3 separate regions of the Mus musculus genome follow, and regions 1 and 3 are each linked to region 2. A link is a loop called in an ENCODE intact Hi-C map of the cell type or tissue named here. Cell type or tissue: left cerebral cortex. All regions are shown on one strand. Each heading gives the region's core, and the rest is flanking DNA. Links, peaks and the distances in the headings are about the cores only.

What was found. Peaks named below come from ENCODE experiments on the same cell type or tissue, not always from the same donor. Only the 100,000 strongest peaks of a DNase experiment are listed, where the experiment ranks them.
Region 1: a loop joins it to region 2, with 4 times the contacts of the local background. A loop is called at or near these places in 6 of 42 quality-filtered maps.
Region 3: a loop joins it to region 2, with 2.2 times the contacts of the local background. A loop is called at or near these places in 6 of 42 quality-filtered maps.

Annotation. Positions count from the first base shown.
Region 1 is chr3:141,884,472-141,890,602 of GRCm38, reverse strand. All of the region lies in intron 2 of Bmpr1b (bone morphogenetic protein receptor, type 1B), which reads left to right. Among named protein-coding and RNA genes, the nearest start is that of Gm15689, 200 kb to the right of the region's middle. In left cerebral cortex, for the core only: a CTCF peak has its summit at 2,929 (motif pointing left); a DNase peak (open chromatin) is centred at 2,910.
Region 2 is chr3:142,027,029-142,033,159 of GRCm38, reverse strand. All of the region lies in intron 1 of Bmpr1b (bone morphogenetic protein receptor, type 1B), which reads left to right. Among named protein-coding and RNA genes, the nearest start is that of Bmpr1b, 140 kb to the left of the region's middle. In left cerebral cortex, for the core only: no CTCF peak of the experiment used is centred there; a DNase peak (open chromatin) is centred at 2,792.
Region 3 is chr3:141,896,757-141,902,887 of GRCm38, reverse strand. The region is part of intron 2 of Bmpr1b (bone morphogenetic protein receptor, type 1B); the gene reads left to right. Among named protein-coding and RNA genes, the nearest start is that of Gm15689, 220 kb to the right of the region's middle. In left cerebral cortex, for the core only: a CTCF peak has its summit at 2,326 (motif pointing right); no DNase peak of the experiment used is centred there.

The DNA of each region.
Region 1 (6,131 bases), core at 383-5,382, 140 kb after region 2:
GCCAGTCCTTGCACATGCCCCTGTGTGCACATGCATGTGCACCCCCACATGCACACACAGACACAACACGCATGTGTGTATATGCACACAGTTTTGACTTTTCTCTTTCTTAGCTCAGAAAGTGGAATGGAACAACTCAGAGAACTAAAACATCTGACACACAAAACCCAAACGACAAGAAAGTATGGTTTAGCTCCTCGGTCCCGACAGTGTATTGTTTACTCTACTTTATGACAGCTGAAACATTGCATACATTATTTAAGCTTTCATATTAAATGTATTGAACTCAGGCTGTCATTACACCAGCATTGTCCAAAAATATTTAAAGTCAAATGTTATGATTGTGTAAAGTCCTCCTTGTAGCATCCTTTATTTATAGCTTTTGACATTCTAAGTTCCTTTATTGGAATGGCATTCCATTCTCAATTTATAGATTATAAACATCAGAATTACATTTTTACAATTCTTTTCTTTTCCTTCCTTCCCTCCTCCTCTCCCTCTCATTCCCTCTTTCTTTCTTTCTTTCTTTCTTTCTTTCTTTCTTTCTTTCTTTCTTTCTTCCTTTCTTCCTTTCTTCCTTTCTTCCTTTCTTCCTTTCCTTCTCTTCTCTTCTGTTCTTTCTTCTTTCCTTCCTTTCTTTCTTTCTCTCCTTCCTTCCTTCCTTCCTTCCTTCTCTATATGGCCTGGCTGACCTTGAATGCCTCCTCCCTCTGATGTTGCTACTTTCTGAGAACTAGGATCATAGGCATACACCATAACAACCATTCATATCTGATGCTAGAACTTAGTGAATCCCAGCCAAGTCCTAGACCAACTGAGCTACATCCCCAGCCTTCAAATCCTACTTTGAAAGACAAAGTTTAAAAGTATGAATACAGTGACTTAAATATGATTCCAAATGAAGGTTTTGTAAAAATAGTATATATGCCATTTTTATCTAGATGGCTATAATTAATTTTAATAAGAAAATGTACACCCTTGGAACAACAAGAGAAATGTCTGTTTGTAATTCATGCCAATTTTTGTTTGGTTTCTAGAAAATTTTTCTATAAGATATGCAGTGTAGGAAAAATAAACAAATAAATAAACAAGCATCACCAAGAACAGCAAAGACCAGAGCCTTATGCACAGCACTCACATTCTAAGCAGTTCATTTACAGAATTTTCTTGAGACTCTAAGAAGGGCTTTGAATATTTTAATTTCATTTCAGTTAATTTTGTCATCATAAATAAACTGTTAAGTGCACTGGTAATGACTGTAGTTAACAACTGAACTCCAAGATTAGATTATGTGTATACACATACACACCAATTTTATACTATGTAGTAAAAATATGTGAATTATCGATATATTTCTGTCTTTTGGTCAATACTCACTGTAGCTAAAGTGTCCTTTAGTTATCAGGCAATTAAGATTAGAAACATAAAGATCTTAAATGTCCTCAAGGGTTTATTTTTAATTTTGTAGAGAGGAAATATATATCTGGTACAAGGCAGACAAACCTCCTATCTTTCTGACTCCACGGTTACACTTTCATTATTGCATATATTGTACATATTGCCTGTTCAGTTTAAACTGGCGTTGTGCTTCACGATGTCCTTGCCTTGTTTGGCAGCACCACAGAGTAAGTTCTGGCACACTGGCAAGTTGAACATCCACCTTGATTAGCCTCAGCACTCTCAGAAACGGGGAACTGAAGGTAAGAGCACCTCAGAAAGTCACAGCTCCTGGCTTGAAAATCACCCAGGATCTAGCTGGTTTTATGGCTGTTTTTATGGCGTTATCTTCATTGAACCCACTGCTCAGTTTCTTTTCCAGCATTGTTGACCTAACTGACATATTAAGTAGGTGTGGCCATAAGGATTCAGCATGATGTTTAATGTCTGAAAACATCATGGTGACTTGCTAACTGGATCTTTTCCTTATGTTGAAGATTGTATCAAAATGCTTATGACTACTTTATGTTCTAAAATATTTTGCATAATGTATATCGCAGTAAACATTTTTATTGACTCTCTGTAAGTTCAAAGGATTACAAAGTCTGGGCAAAAGCCTAGCTGTTGTCTAAAATATAGGCGTGATGGTACAATACCTTTAAGTTCCTCTACACTGACTCAGGCTCATAATTTGGCATCAGTGCAAAATAAGTGCGTGCAAATGTAGCTCGACATGAATTGAACACCACAAAACAAGTGAGGGAGTGTTTACTTTCATTCTGTTGCTTTGTGATCTCTAGCAGGTTTTGAGCCTGATATTATAACATGGGCATTTTGATCGTTCAACACATCCAGAGTGGTGTGGTAATGTGAGTGTGCATGCATAGGGAAAGAGGCATAGTGGTGGGGAACAGGGACCTGCATAGGTGTTTCATGAGAAAGACCCTGTTTTCTAACTCTGGTCCATCCCTTAAGGATCTACCCAATGAATACTGTCATTCGCCACATTCTTTTTGGAGGCTTAGTCACTAAGGCCAATTAGTAAGAGGGTAGCTGAGCTGAGCAGGGGAGCCCATTTGTCAGGCTCTATTGGTCAGTGACCATATCTGTCACTTGACAGTCTCTGAGCAATAACACCGCTGGGAACCAGGGCCTTTCCATTCAACTCTGAGTCTCAAAAAGCAAGCTTTTCCTCCTTCCTCCTACCTCCCCCCCCCCCAATATGCAGTTTTGCTCTGGTCATTTTAGAATCAAAATTCCATTTGTCAGTTTTCTAAAATATTAGACAAACAACTAACTGTTCAAAGAAATAAACAGGTATTTAAATCACCGACTGAAAATAAAAAGGAACTTTATTGACATTATTAAATATACGAATGGGACCAAGGATTGCTAGCAGATTTCAACAATTCAGCACTTTAGCTTATTCTCCCACTTCTTTACCCAAGACAATGTGCAAACCTTTGATTTCCACTTCTTGCTCCTGTCTGCCCTCTAATGGAAATTTTGTAGAATAGAAAAGACAGCCAATATTTCAAGACCTTAACAATGATAATAGAGTGGAAGTGAAATTCTAATGTGGAAAGGAAAAAAAAAATTCACAGGGTCCAACCCTTAGTCAAAAAACTACAGGCAACTAATGACCACTGAGATGTTCTTTTAATAAAACATCTGATATTTGGGCTATTTTCATTGTTTCTGATGTGCTTATCTTGATAGTTACATATTTAACCTTCTGCTTCCTATTTCAGCATTATTATCATTGTTAAAAATGTATTACATTTTAAACAAAATGATTATTTTTGTAAGTGCATGTAATAAATTACTATTTTTTAGGCAATAGTGATATATACTGTTTTGCTCATAGCCCTGAAACCCTGCCTTCTATCTGTGAGGTTTTTATCTGTGGATTTTATTTGAGTTCAGTGTAATATGATCTATGAAACTAACTCTTTTATAAATCCCTTCCCACAATTATAACTTTAAAGCCACACAGCTTCTAATTGGCTGTTCTGCACTACTGTGGATAGGCTATTCAGGGACTGCACGGCCTTTCTTTGGTTTGCGTAGCCTGCGATGGGTCCAATGGGTCTGTTCACAGCATTGATGATCTAAACTCTCACATCTGCTCTCTTCAGTGTTCTTTTCCGGTTTTTACTCAATTTGTCCCGAGTTTTCTGGCAACTGTGAACTGTGACCTCATTCCTAGTAAATTAACCTCGGACTAATAAATATCAACTGCATACACATCTATAAATTATCTCCTTGATCTGACTATCCGGACAGAAGCAAGACACTCCTTCCTAGTTCTGCCATATTGACAGCTTGCCATTTAGTCAATGGTAATCTAGTCGGAAGGAGGCACTTTCTCATCTCTCTGCCTTCGTTTACTTAGGTCATGTTGCATGAAAACCACCTTGGGTAGTTAAATGCTACCTCTGTTTAAGTAATTATTGAATTATTGTCTCGATTATGAGATAGTGATAGTTACCTATCTTTTTGGTGCTGTTAATGTCTTTCTGGTTTAAAACAGCTTGCATTCTGTCTGCATAAGGGTTGAATGCAATAATGCGTCTTCATCGTCTTTATATGAGGAGCAGCTTTTACTTGAGTTTTTTCAGTGTTTCTAAGTTGGCTTTTGATTAAAAAAAAAAAGATCCTTAGAGTTACTAGACTTGGATATTTGTCTTTTGTAACTGAAGTGCTTGACCCAAGATTGTCTGTAAAATATTTCAGGCTGAGTATTCATGATTCATAATATAGAGTTTAGAACCATTATTAGAGTGTTGTTGTTGTCATTTTTGTTTTGTTTTTAATTTCAGGGTATTTGCTTCTATATAATGAGATACCTTTGGGGTGGGACTGAGGTTAAATGAGAATTAACCTGTTTCATTTTCTATAGACACTATAGATTGCTATAGACACTATAGATTACCTGAGAGTAAATTTATGAAATATTTTAAAATAATTTTACATAAAAGTTTATAAACCTACAGGGTTGCAGATCTCTTTAGCTCCTTGGATACTTTCTCTAGCTCATCCACTGGGGGCCCTGTGATCCATCCAATAGCTGACTGTGAGCATCCACTTCTGTGTTTGCTAGGCCCCGGCCTAGTCTCACAAGAGACAGCTATATCACGGTCCTTGCAACAAACGCTTGCTAGTGTATGCAATGGTGTCATCGTTTGGAGGCTAATTATGGGATGGATCCCTGGATATGGCAGTCTCTAGATGGTCCATCCTTTTGTCTCAGCTCCAAACTTTGTCTCTGTAACTCTTGACTCTAGCTGCATATGTATCAAAAGATGGCCTAGTTGGCCATCACTAGAAAGAGAGGCCCATTGGACACGCAAACTTTATATGCCCCAGTACAGGGGAACGCCATGGCCAAAAAATGGTAATGGGTGGGTAGGGGAGTGGGGGGGAGAGGGTGTGGGGGACTTTTGGGATAGCATTGGAAATGTAATTGAGGAAAATACGTAATAAAAAAAAAAGAAAAAAAGTTTATAAACATTGAACTATGTGACTTAGCATTTAAACATTAAAAAGATTTGGAGGAGGGCTAGAAAGATGGCTCAGCAGTTATGAGCACTGTTGATCTATCAGAGGTCCTGAATTCAATTCCCAGTAACGACATGGTGGCTCACAACCATCTGTAATGTGATCCTATGACATATTCTAGTGTGTCTAAAGACAGCTACAGTGTACTCACATACACAAAATAAGTCTTTAAAAGAAAGGATTTGGGGTTTGAGGATATTTCAGATTTGGGGTTGTTGGGAATGTTTAACCTATACTGAATAGCTTGTTGATAATCAACAATATAGAATGAAGTATGCTTATTTTCCAAAAACTGTCACAAACATGCACATAAACACACAAAAGCATGGTCAACCAACTGGGCATGGCTGGCTTGTACCTGTAATCCTAGTACTCAGTAGAGTGAGTTAGGAGGATTTCAAGCTGAGGACATTTTTAACTATGGAGTGAATTCAAGGCTAGCCTGGGCTATATAATGAGACATCACCTTGAAAGAAAAGAGAAAACCAAACCAAACCAAAGCTTGCCATTAAACCATTAGTATACTTAATGTCAGTGCTGCCAAGAACCCATTCACATGGCTCAGCGGTGAGTCCCATGTGTGATGATGAGCTAAGGAACGTGGCCATCTTTAATGTGAAACTTTTATTTTTCTGGTTTATTCCTTGTTGATGTTTTTCATTTCGTATCAGGATGTCAAAACAACCTCTTCCCCATTTTGAACAGAAAGGCAGTTTGTAAATTCACTTGAATTACCTCTTAACCATGATCAGTTCTGATTTGCTAGCCCACGGATAAGTTCAGGTATAGAAACAGGAGTTACAGCCCATTTGGATGCAAAGAGGAAATTTCATGGTGTAAAATTATTCCCTCATAGATAATTTTTCTTCAGCAGGTCCACTATCTGCATAATGGTATGAGCCAACCTCATGTCTCTCATGTACTTGCTTTAGTACAATGTAGAGATACTTACATTTCAACTAGTGTTTTCCAGTTACAATGACATATATGCCTGTTTGCATTTCTCTTTAAAAAGTCTCCCCAGTATCTCTAACTTAACATTCGCACTGATGCCCATGGCCTTTAGGCTTCCCACAACGGGAAGGATGACCGGATTCTCTACGCCTTCACTCCCATTGTCTACACACATATCT
Region 2 (6,131 bases), core at 606-5,605:
AATGTACATAGTTTGTAAACTGTCCTTTCATTTTTTCCACTTAACTGTTTCTTATGTACCTGGCATAATCTAGGGATTTGTAAATGTCTCTTTTAAGTATTTCTCAAAAACAGAATTATGGACTAGAATATTAAGTAATTAAATTATATGCTTTTGAGAAATGTCTGCAAGTTCATCTACTTGGCATTTGATGTCTTTCTCTCTCTCTCTCTCTCTCTCTCTCTCCCTCTCCTTCCTTCTCTCTCTCTCTCTCTCTCTCTCTCTCTCTCTCTCTTTCTCAGACAAAATTTCTCTGCATATGTAGCCCTGACTGGCTGTCCTGAAATTCTATAGACCAGGCTGGTCTCAAACTCAGCCATCTGCCTGCCTCTGCCTCCAGAGTGCTGGGTTAAAGGTGTGGGCCTCTATGGCCTGACTCTGTTTTTCTTCTTAGATGGCATTCCTGCCACTTTCCTTGTCTCCTTGGGAAAGACTTCATTTATTATTTTTTTCTTCATAGTTCTGTTGATAAGAACTTGCTTATTCCTCTGTGGTGTTGTCCCTTAGGTACTTCCTCGGTTTTCCCATAATTTCTACAACACAGCTCCACTTTCCCAGTAAACGCCTTAGTGTACTTGCCTTACTGCTCTCTTGCAATGATTTCCAAACCCTTCATGGACAGACTCTGCCTTCTCTTTTTCTCTCTATCCATATCTCTCAGCAGAGTAACTCATGAAGAATGAATCATGATCGAATGATTGAAATGTCTTCCCTATAAGTTTAGCCTTGTGCCATTTATATAATGAAGAACAATTAGAAGAATGTGAGTTTTCATTTTTGTGGCACTTCTAGTGTTAAATGTCTTTGAAATTCTACTCTCTTTTTTTATTTTTGTGTCTTTGATGTCTTTAATGAAAATACCTCATTAAATTATGCTTTAACAATCTTCAAGATAATGGGCCTAGATTTGAGGACTATTACATAAATTCAAGCTTTAGAGCGCCCCCAAAAGAGAAAGCTTCAGTTGTAATTTTGCAACTGCCTTTTAGCATGCTTGCATGTTAGGTGTGCAGTCCTGTATGTTGGGTGGATTTCAAGTGGGATCACTTTATTGTACATCCTTACACTGCGACCACTGTAGTATGTAACAGATATTTGTGGAGAGAGATGGTGCCATGGTAAACCAAGTTACTGTTTATTCTGTTATTTCTTTCTCATTGCTGCTTTTAGAGTCATCTGAGAACCTTTGAACCCTCTGTTTTCCTATGTGTAAACTGGCTTTGAACACCTGATCCTTTGTGTACCTTTGGGACAGGGATACACAGAAAACGTTATCACTGTACCATAACTTTACTCAGTGAAAGAGAAGGGAAGCATTTAAGAGTAAATAAAATACCTGCTGATGCAAAGGTGCTGTGTGGTATGATAGCAAGCATTGCTTTTATTGACTTTGGAAATATGCATGGTATGTGGTTCTTTTTAGGTACACCCTGCAGTAGCTAGTGGTGGGTAGGAGATAAAGTGATAACCGAGTTCCCTTCCTCTCTGAATTTTTTTTGGGGGGTGGGTGTGGGGGAATGGGTGTGGGCATGTAGGTGTATATATATATATATATATATATATATATATATATATATATATAGGTATTTTGTAAACATATGATTTGGTTCATTTTAGGCATCTGTAACATTCACAGATATTTCAGTCAAGTGTGTAATCTTCCCATGTAATGCTTCAGAGTTTGTTATATGAAATCATTCATTCTCCTTAGTGCTAATTCACAGCAAATTATATCATCCTTTTCAGGTTGATTTCATAGAGTGTTAAGTGCTGTTTAAATCTTTGGTAGATATGAAGCCATTTATTTTGCTCTAATGACTTAAAATAGCATGAGCTTATCAAGAGGAGCTTTTCCCTACTTTATGTATAGCCCAGTCTGTCCTTGACTCACGAGCGTGCCTCTGCCTTTAGGTCAGTGGGCTCTTGTCCCAGTCATGTTTTCTTTTTCCCTTCGTTCCTAATTTCTCTCAGGAACAAATGGCAGCACAGTTCGGCATGAGAAACTTGTAGCTGAAGGTGCTAACCTAAACATCAGTGCCAGGATATGAGCGAGACTTAATAGACTAATTAATTCGTCTACTGCACCCTGACCTGGGAATTACACACAACGGGCTATACTTATGGAACCCAGGGCCTGGGATCCAGAGTAGGGAAAAGGCAACTTTTGTGTGCTTTCTCCACCAACACACAATGAATACTGGGTTCCTTTTAGAAAACAGGTATTGAAAATGGAGCCTTATTCCAATGCATGCCTTTGAAAGCATGGTGCTGTATGGTTCTTGTCTTTGTTATTGTAGTTCCCTTGTTTACTGGTTATGGTTTTAACAAATAAAACCTTCATGTTTCTGATCCTAATATGATAAGGTGCTGACCTCTAGGGGGCCACAATTATTACCATAACACCATGGTTTCTGTATTATCTATTCTGATACGGTATGTTCTCCTAAAATCACTGTAACTAAGAAAAAAAGGGACCGTGAAGCTTGACTGACACTTCAGAACGTGTTTCTGTTATGCTTTTCTCACTATGAGATCTCAGAATTCACACTTCTCTCAGCAGGAGGATTATTTTTGTTTCCTCTTATGTTCTTTACTTCATTTGTCCATCATAGAAATACTTCTAAAAACTATAGTTCAAGGCGGCTCACATTTGAGTGCCATAGAATTCATGCCCCTGGATGGCAGCTGAATTGAACAAGTCTATTCATATCAGCCTGCCATCTTATGGAATCTGTGCTGACTAAATCCATTCCTATATGAATTTTATTTAGAACAGTGTCTTAACATTTCAGTAGCTTTGGGCATTGGAGATGCTCACTAAACCACAGATGTTTCTTGAGCTAGGCAGTCTTCCAGGTATGGTTGATATGGCTGTGAAGTCTGGCATTTCCTGATCCTGCTGTGGCTTGCATAGTGGAAGCCACACACAGAGAAGACCCATAATTATGTTGCATGAGACAAGGCTGTGAAGGAAATAGAGCCATGAGTGAAATCTATAAAGTAACTGGTGTGGGGGGTACTAGAGGAGACAAGCTAGGTCAAATAGATCTGAGGCCTCAGTCATGAGATGATAGCTTCTGGGTACATGTTGATCTCATACAGTTGTTGGCAGTACCTTTACTTGAAGAAAGAGTAAAATTCATATCCTTCTCAGTATAGGCTCGGCACAGAATTTATATGGTTGATTTTCTAAATCATTGATGCACAAATGTACTTCAAAGATATTGAATCATTGACATTAATAGAAAGCCATAAATCCACTTTGCATGTGAAGTTAGCTGTGCCAATTTGCTCATAAAAGTTAGGTGCGGTGTTAGGACGGCAATTTGAATGGACTCTGGGGTCAAGGAATTCCAAGAGAAGGTAAGCAGTTTAAATGCCACAGAATGACCGAGTTAGAGTTTCTTTTTCTGCTTTCAGATGAAACTTTTTGTTTCTGTTTTTTTTTTTTTTTTTTTTTTTTTAAAGAAAGTGTGATGAGCAGATGTGCTTGTACTCTTCTGCTTGGATGGGATTTGGGATTTGGGGGTGGGGGGTGGGGAAGAGAAGGATCAGAAGATGGAATTTGCATGTGTCAGAATATGTTTGAAAGACATTCCAAGATCCCTAAGTAGGTAAATGGTTTCCAGGTTAGGCCTTAAAATATTAACCTTGTCTTGTTTCTTCTTGTCAAGAATGGGTTTGACTTTCCATGGAGATTCCTGCTAGAGGCTGTTCACGGGTCTCATCCCTTGCTTCTCAGACCCTTTATGGACAGACACCACCTTCCCTTTTTCTCTTCATCTTTAGCTCTCAGCACACTGATGCTGGGGTATTAATTCCCATGCATTGAATAAATAAACTCTGTGCTCTATAGGTTTAATACCCCCTAATTCATAGGGTGAAAGACAGTTATAAGAATATGAATTAGTTCCTATTCTTAGGTTGGCTCATGAGATAACCTAGGGCCCTAAAATACACACAGTATATACAAGTAAGTTATTTGAGCCTGAACCGTTATGTGGACATCTATACAGAAAAATGCATACCTTATGTGGATGGGAAATGGCAAATAGACGTTGTGGGGTGTGTAATGTTTCTGTGCTAGTTGGGAGGACTAAGGTCACTAGTGGTGCTATAGACAGAGGTGTGAGCAGAATTAGTCCTATGTGTTAGAGATGAACTCACAGTGATAAAAGAAAAAGTCTAAATAGGAAAGAGAATAGGTGACCATTACAAGAACTTTAGATGACATCCAGACTTCATATATATATATTTTTTTAACTAGGTATTTTCCTCATTTATATTTCCAATGATATCCCAAAAGTCCCCCATACCCTCCCCTACACTTCCCTACCCACCCACTCCCACTTTTTGGCCCTGGCGTTGCCCTGTACTGGGGCATATAAAGTTTGCATGTCCAATGGCCCTCTCTTTCCAGTGATGGCCAACTAGGCCATCTTTTGATACATATGCAGCTAGAGTCAAGAGCTCCGGAGTACTGGTTAGTTCATAATGTTGTTCCACCTATAGGGTTGCAGATCCCTTTAGCTCCTTGGGTACTTTCTCTAGCTCCTCCATTGGGGGCCCTGTGATCCATCCAATAGCTGACTGTGAGCATCCACTTCTGTGTTTGCTAGGCCCCAGCATAGCCTCACAAGAGACAGCTATATCAGGGTCCTTTCAACAAAATCTTGCTAGTGTATGTAATGGTGTCAGCATTTGGAGGCTGATTATGGGATGGATCCCTGGATATGGCAGTCTCTAGATGGTCCATCCTTTTGTCTAAGCTCTAAACTTTGTCTCTGTAACTCCTTCCATGGGTGTTTTGTTCCCAATTCTAAGAAGGGGCAAAGTGTTTGTTCTTCTTGAGTTTCATGTGTTTTGCAAATTGTATCTTATATCTTGGGTATTCTAAGCTTCTGGGCTAATATCCACTTATCAGTGAGTACATATTATTTGAGTTCTTTTGTGATTGTGTTACCTCACTCAGGATGATGCCCTCCAGGTCCATCCATTTGCCTAGGAATTTCATAAATTCATTCTTTTTAATAGCTGAGTAGTACTCTTGACTGCTTTCCAAACAATAGCTGTGAGCAATATTGATTGAGATCAGAAATGCCGCAGGTAGCACGTCATTTACTCCCTGGAGAGAGTGGAGAGGCAAGCAGATGTAAGGTTAGCCTACACCAGCAGGGTGGGTGGGGTGTCTGAGTGCTATAGGAACAGCTTCCATGGAGTTCAGCACTGTTAGACGATAGAGGCAGAGCCGACTCTTTGGAGAATCCTATTTCCTTTCTATAGTTTCATTTTTTACTTTTAAATATCCCTAGATATTCAAAATTAGAAAAAATATTTTTAAAAGGATTACAGGTTGTGTTTTTTGTTTTTTGTTGTTTTTAAAGACAGGGTTTCGCTGTGTATCCCTGACTGTCCTGGAATTTACTCTGTAGACCAGGCTGACCTTGAACTCAGAAACCCACCTACCTCTGCCTCCCAAGTGCTGGGTGGGATTAAAGGCATGTACTACCACCGCCCAGCTCGATAAGTACCCTTTTTATGGCATCTTTTAAAACTTGAATTTTTTTTTTAATTACAATCATCCTGTATTCTCTTTCCTCCCTCTTGCCTCTCCCAGGTCACTTCCATTCTCTGCTATCTATAAAATTTATGGCCTCCCCTTCTTGACTGTTGTTACATATATGTGAGTGTATTACACATATATGAATATGTGTCTGTTTTTGTTCTTAATAACATACATATAATACACCTATCTGTATAATGTTACTTGTATATAAATGCTTTCAGGGTTGACCATTGATTGGATAACCAATTAGTGTACTCTTCCCCAGGGGAGACTATTTCTCCTCTTTGCATTCATTAGTTCCTTGTAGTTCTTATGACTAGAGAGACAAGGCTTAGCAAGTTGTCCCCTTCTATGGTAGCCTGCCTATTGGTGTCTTATGGGTTTCTTTCTTTCTCTTTCTTTCTTTCTTTCTTTCTTTCTTTCTTTCTTTCTTTCTTTCTTTCTTTCTTTCTATATTTTTTAACATGAGTGAGATTGTCGCGCAATGATATGTTTCTAAGGTCTTTTATTTTTTAAAGTTTATATA
Region 3 (6,131 bases), core at 360-5,359, 130 kb after region 2:
ATGGCATTTACTAATGTCTTACGGGGTATATTGCTTATGACATGGACCACTGTTTATAAGCTACAGTTATGTGAAGTACACCAAAGACAATTTGATATGACACACTAATGGGCCCTAAATGTAAGGGAATCATACTAGTATGTTTATGAGATATATACATTTCTCTCTGTGTCTCTCTCTGTCGCTGTCTGCCTCTCTGTCTCTCTGCCTCTGTCTCCCTGTCTCTGTCTCCCCCGCCCCCTCTCTATTGCTCTCTGTCTCTGTCTCTATCCCTCCCACTCCATGTTTAGGCCAAAGGTCAACCTTAGGGGTCTTCCTCAGTCACTCTCTGTCTTATTTTTGAGACAGCATCTCTCACTGAACCTGGGGATCATCAGTTTGTCTAGACGGTCTGGCAGTGAGTCCCAGAAACCGTCCTGTCTTTGCCCCTGAAGCTGTAGGATGACAGAAGCATGGCTTCTCATGCACCTTTGAAGTGGGTGTGGGATATTCAAATGCTGCTTGCAGAGAGAGCACTCTACTCGCCCAGCCGTCTCTACAGCCCTTGGTATCTGTTTCTCCTGAGCTATCACACTTATATGTCAGTAGTTGTAGGAACCATGACCATGGAGTTTATTCATTCCTTTTTCTGGTAAAGCACATTAGAAAGTGGCTAGTACTGGCTAAAAAATAGAATATATGAGGTATGTGTTAATTTCTACCAATAATGAGTACAAAGAAGTAATTATTCCTGTTCTATTGTATGTTCTTCTCTGTGTGTATTTTCACCTCGCGTGCCATTTTTAATTCACTCTGGATTTTTGTCATATCTTTATGAACTTGTAGTGAAATTTGAACACTTTTCCCTTGCATACCTTACAGTCCAACTTTACTGACAAGTGTTAACCATGCATTTTCCGACAAGTGAAGTAACTGGCATTTATTAGGTATTCTTGTTATGTTCATAAGGTCATGCCCTAAATGCTGTAAATAATATTTCACTCACTAGTGATATACCTGCGATAGTCATCATTGTCGCTATTTTTAAGGTAGAGAAGTTAAAATTTAGAGAAACTAGTAAATTGATCTGAACTCCACTTATGAGCTGAGTCTCCAACCTATGGGCTTTCTTTTGCAAGTTGCTGGCTGGTCACATTGGCCTCAGAGACTGTTCAGAAACTTCTCTCAACTCAGGCTACAGTGTGTGGCCTTTTAGCTAAAATTTTATTTAATTGACCCTCTCTGTCAAAACCTGTGGTTTTTAAACTTGGAAATTGTGTGCCAAGAGGGAGAAGAGAGAAAAATCCAGCTGTGTTACTATCTTCTGTTTTTAGCGTCATGAACTGGAGATCTTACGAAGTCACAGCTACGGAAGAGCAACTCCCCGGACCATCAGAGGCAGACGTAAAGAGTGGGGGTTGTTAGTTCTGTCTCAGTAGGTGATCCATGAGACCCTTATAATAGGAAGTTGTTCACACACCAAACCCATCATAGAAATGTATTGCATGCCTTGGTACCTGGCATCTAGAGTGTGAGATTAAATACCAGGCTTAAAACATTCTGTGAGCAAGGTACTTCTGTATTCCTCAGACCTCCGTATAGTATAATATGGGTAAAGAAAACAAAATGTAGGAAAAGAAGTCTGCTTAGTGTATCCCTTCTTAGGCTGTTATATGAAGCAGCATGTGATTTTTCTTCAGTCAGAATTAGCCATTTCCTGAGGCACAGTTGAAAGACTAAATTGTGCTTAGAAATAAAGATTTAAACTAAGTGCAAGTCAAGACATAAACATAAATTTAGAGGAAAATCTGTCTTAACATCTCAGTCCTTTAGGGTTCAGATATGGAAAAAGCATGCATAAGAAACAGAGGTGCTTGCTATGCAGCTTAAAACCCATCAGATAAACAAGCGCCCCTCCCACTGGCCATTACTGACTACCACATTTGAGGAGTGTTTCCTTTTTTAAATTACTGTCAAGCATTGGAATGTTTTGTATGTTTCATTTATTCTCATATTATTGGATTCTTTTTTAAGTGTTTGTCAGCCCTTCATAACTTGAAGAAACTAAGTTGTGATGGATTGATTGTGGATCTGTAGCTTCCTTTTAATATTTAAAGACTGACTAAAAGCCTAAAAGCATAGCTTTCCATTCATAACGTCTTCCTAGTGTGTTTACTACACTCAGTACTTTTATCAGTGATCTGCTGTTTCTCAATGGAAAGATAATAATTATGTTATAAGAAGGATCACCCATTTCATTTTCTTTTAAAGAAGATTATTTTTGTTATATTCGTGTGAGTATTTTGCCTGTGTATGTGCACCATCTGCCTGCAGTTCACATAGAGGCCAGAAGAGGGCGGTGGATCTCCTGGATAGAGCTGGATTTAAGGACACTTGTGATTCATCATGTAGGTTTTAGCAACCCAAGCTGACACCCTTGGAAGAGCAGCAGTGCTCCCAACCACTGAGCTATCTCTCCAGTCCCCAAATTTATGTTTTCTTTATTGACTAAATATTGGCACTGTAGTTAACTCACTAGATAAAGTGCTTGTTGAGCAAGCATGAGACCTTGAGTGTAGATCTCTAGCGCCCACATAAAAACAGGGCAGAACTGAGTTCAAACCATAACTCCAGTGCTGGAGTAGGGAAGAAGTTGACAGAGAGGCAGGCAGGTTCTGGGATTCTTGGCTGGACATCGTCACTGCAATGGTGAGCAGTTAGTTGATTAACAGACTTTGTCTCCAAAAAAAAAAAAAAAAAAAAAAAAAACAAAACAAAAAAAAAAAAACCTGAGCATAATGAAACCAAACCAACCCCACCACAAACAACAATAAAAACAGCCCAAAAGATAGAGATAGAAGAAAATACTTAACACTGACCCCTGACATATATGAACATATGATGGATTGATTGTGGATCTGTAGCTTCCTTTTAATATTTAAAGACTGACTAAAAGCCTAAAAGCATAGCTTTTATATGAACATGTATGTTCATATATGTCAGTGTAGTAGTACCCATGCTCAAATGTATTTATACTTCTGAGTCTTCCAAAATTAACATTCCTCAAATCATCATAAAATATGGATACATTTATATTTTTAATTCAAAAGACTAGTAGGAACTTGTTCTAGTCCTCAAGTCATGTTCACACATATCATTGTTTTGACATGTGTTAACACTTGCAATGCGGATACATAACCAGTGATGGATAGAACACTGGCACACAGCAAGACAGAACACCAAATTCCCGTCATTGTTGGAGAAAATGCTAAATAATGCCAGATAATCCAAACAAAACAGAAAAGCTTTAAGACTGTCCTAGGTGGAGCAGTATTAACTTTATTAAATTTCCACCTGAGTGAATGTCACCTTCTGTCAGCAGACATGCAGAATGTGTATGATGAAACCCCTCAGTGTATTGAAGATCCGGGGTTTTCTTGAGATGAATTCCATGGAAAGAACTGTTTCCAGTGGAGAAGGAGTGATGGTCAATGGCTGTGCTGGTCAGTGGTTATGGATGTATTCCTCAAAAGGAATAAAGTGGGCCTGTCACTTCAGGGAAAACAACTGGCATGGTTACCAATGACAGAATGGAAAGCATCAAGGGACAAACAGGATTTTGAGGACAGTGGTGATGGGGCTGAGTCAGTTAGGTGTTCCCTGCACAACCCTGAGACTCTGAATCTGGATCTTCAGAACCTAAAAGCCAGGCTTGCCAGATGCACCAGTAATCCCAGCACGGAGAACATGAAAGCCAAAGGAACCCTGGGGTTTGCTGAGCAGGGAGTTTAGTCTAATCAGTGAGAGGCCCTGTCTCAAACAATAAAGACAAGACCACCTGAGGACGATACATGAAATCAACCTGGGCTTTCCAGATCTGTGTGCACCCTGGCTTCCCCTCAAAAAATTAGGATTCTGAGAGCTCACTGCCACATAACTCATCTGCATCACACAGTGAGCCAGACATTATCAAAACCTACCGCCCCATTCTCTATTGCAACCTAGGATTTTACTTAGGGCCTTACATACGAAAGGGAAATATTCTATTATTGAGCTATTTCTCCAGCCCTAACCTGCAACATATTTAACATAATTGTTTTTTCTCTTGGCTTTTTTTTTTTCATCCCGGGCTCTGACCAAAATCACTCAAATCATTGGCAAGACCTCTACTTGCCCCACCACACAGAATGTGAATTAAAATAACACACTAGCCAAATTAGGAGTGCAGAAAGTTTCACTAAATAGCCACGTGGAGATAATCATGGCCTTCTGAAACCACTGACTGGTTTGTATTGCTTCTCTTCTTTTCTGTTCAAGCCTTAGAAACGCTCTAATTCTTAGAGGTCTTAATATGAGCTAAAGTGGGAGTGGATTGCAAGTCCCAGTACTGTAATTAGGAAGCCAAACAAACTGAGAATGTTTGGAATAGGAAAGGACATATCATAATTAGGAGCAGACAACCTTTTTCTTCAGTGCAGTTCAGAACAAAACACTGTTTCGCAGGGTTCGAAAGACTGGGCCACAGAACTCTTTCTGCATGCTGAGACTTATTCTCATTATCCACAATTCAAATATTCTTCTGCTGAATGCAGTTACAGTTTGGTTTACCACACTATAGTATTTCTCTCTTCGTTTTCTGTTAGGTCATAACCTGCTCCCGGTTATCAAGCAGAATTAAAACACTATCAACTGAGCCAATCTCTATATCTACGTCTACACCCAGATCTACATCTATATCAGGATAACATATGATTTTTATTTAAATACATTGTATATAACTAATCTTAGACACATTACTGCTAGAGCACTCTAATAAGGGTGTATATACCGCTCCCCTACATTTTTTAATAAAAGCTTTCTGTTCATTTAATCCCTATCTCAGTAAGTTTATGAACGCAAACTCACAAGCATAAGTAATTTGAAATGTGCATAATAGCCTGTAAATGCACAGATGTAGACTACAACCTTAAAATCTGCTTGAATTTAAGTGGGTCAAGCAAGGGACACACAGATACATCTGTATCTAATATATACTAAGAACTCTGTATATTCACAGGATCTCATATATATAACAGAAATGATTTCCTGTGTTTTGGGCCAGTTAGGTTTTGCTCTGTTTTCATTCTTCCTGCTTATGGACTTGTGGTTTTAGGTGTTAGAAAGCATACGCGTTCTTCCTCCAAGTGCTTTATTGGTAAGGGTAGGAGGTAGGGGTATTGTATGTTAGGATGTCAGTGGTGTCCTTTAGGGACAACCGTTATACCCTTTGTTTGCCCATTCAGGGAATTGGGTCACCAGTTAAGTCAGCTTCATTTCTTGCACAGAAAAGTGCTTAGACAGGTGTGTTTAGCCAAGTTTTCTCAGATCAGGTAATGAAGTCAGTAAGTATTCCAATAAACAAATACCTTCTCTTGTGTTCCCTGAAATAGGATGTCTGCTGCATATGCCTTATTTAGTCAGCATCATTGTACTGGGTTTCCCCAAACAGACACACTGTAGATTCACAGATCAGTGACATAGCTCAGCCAGGAATTGTGATTCCTACACCTGTTTGGAATCTAGTTACCCTGTTACACGTGTGACTTGGTCCATTGTGAGAGATGGTGCCTGGTTACAGGTTCTGCGTGTAAGTTTCTACGTTTTGATATAAAGCTGTAAGCAAAACCTCTCAGGCTTTCCTTTCAGAGTTCCCTTTTCTTTTCTTCCCAATCAACTCGAACTCTCTTTGTCTTAAAGGCTTGGCTGAGAGGCTGGGCCAGTTCCTCTTTTGATGTAACCCAGGTGGGGGTGGTAGCTGGGAATCTGGGAGTGGGAAGAGATCCAGCCCAGAAAAGGCAGGGAGGGCAGCTCTGGAGACAGCATGGGGCAAGGAAAGGTGGTTTCCTAGGAGTTGCTCTGGGGTGGATGGGGCAGGAGAGCACATTGGGAGAGCATTTTGTACCTGGTATTTCCTCTAGACAAAGTGAGAGGAGGGAGTTTCCAAGCTTGAGTTTTCAAGAATATTTTAAATTTTCAAGGAAACCTTTGGAATTGGATGACAAGATGTAGAAAAGGGAAGAGGTGTTAGAAAAATATCTGAATTTTTTTTAAAAGTTCTTTAAATGTTTTGAATAAAGAGACACCCCCACACCCCCACACCCCTACACCCCTAC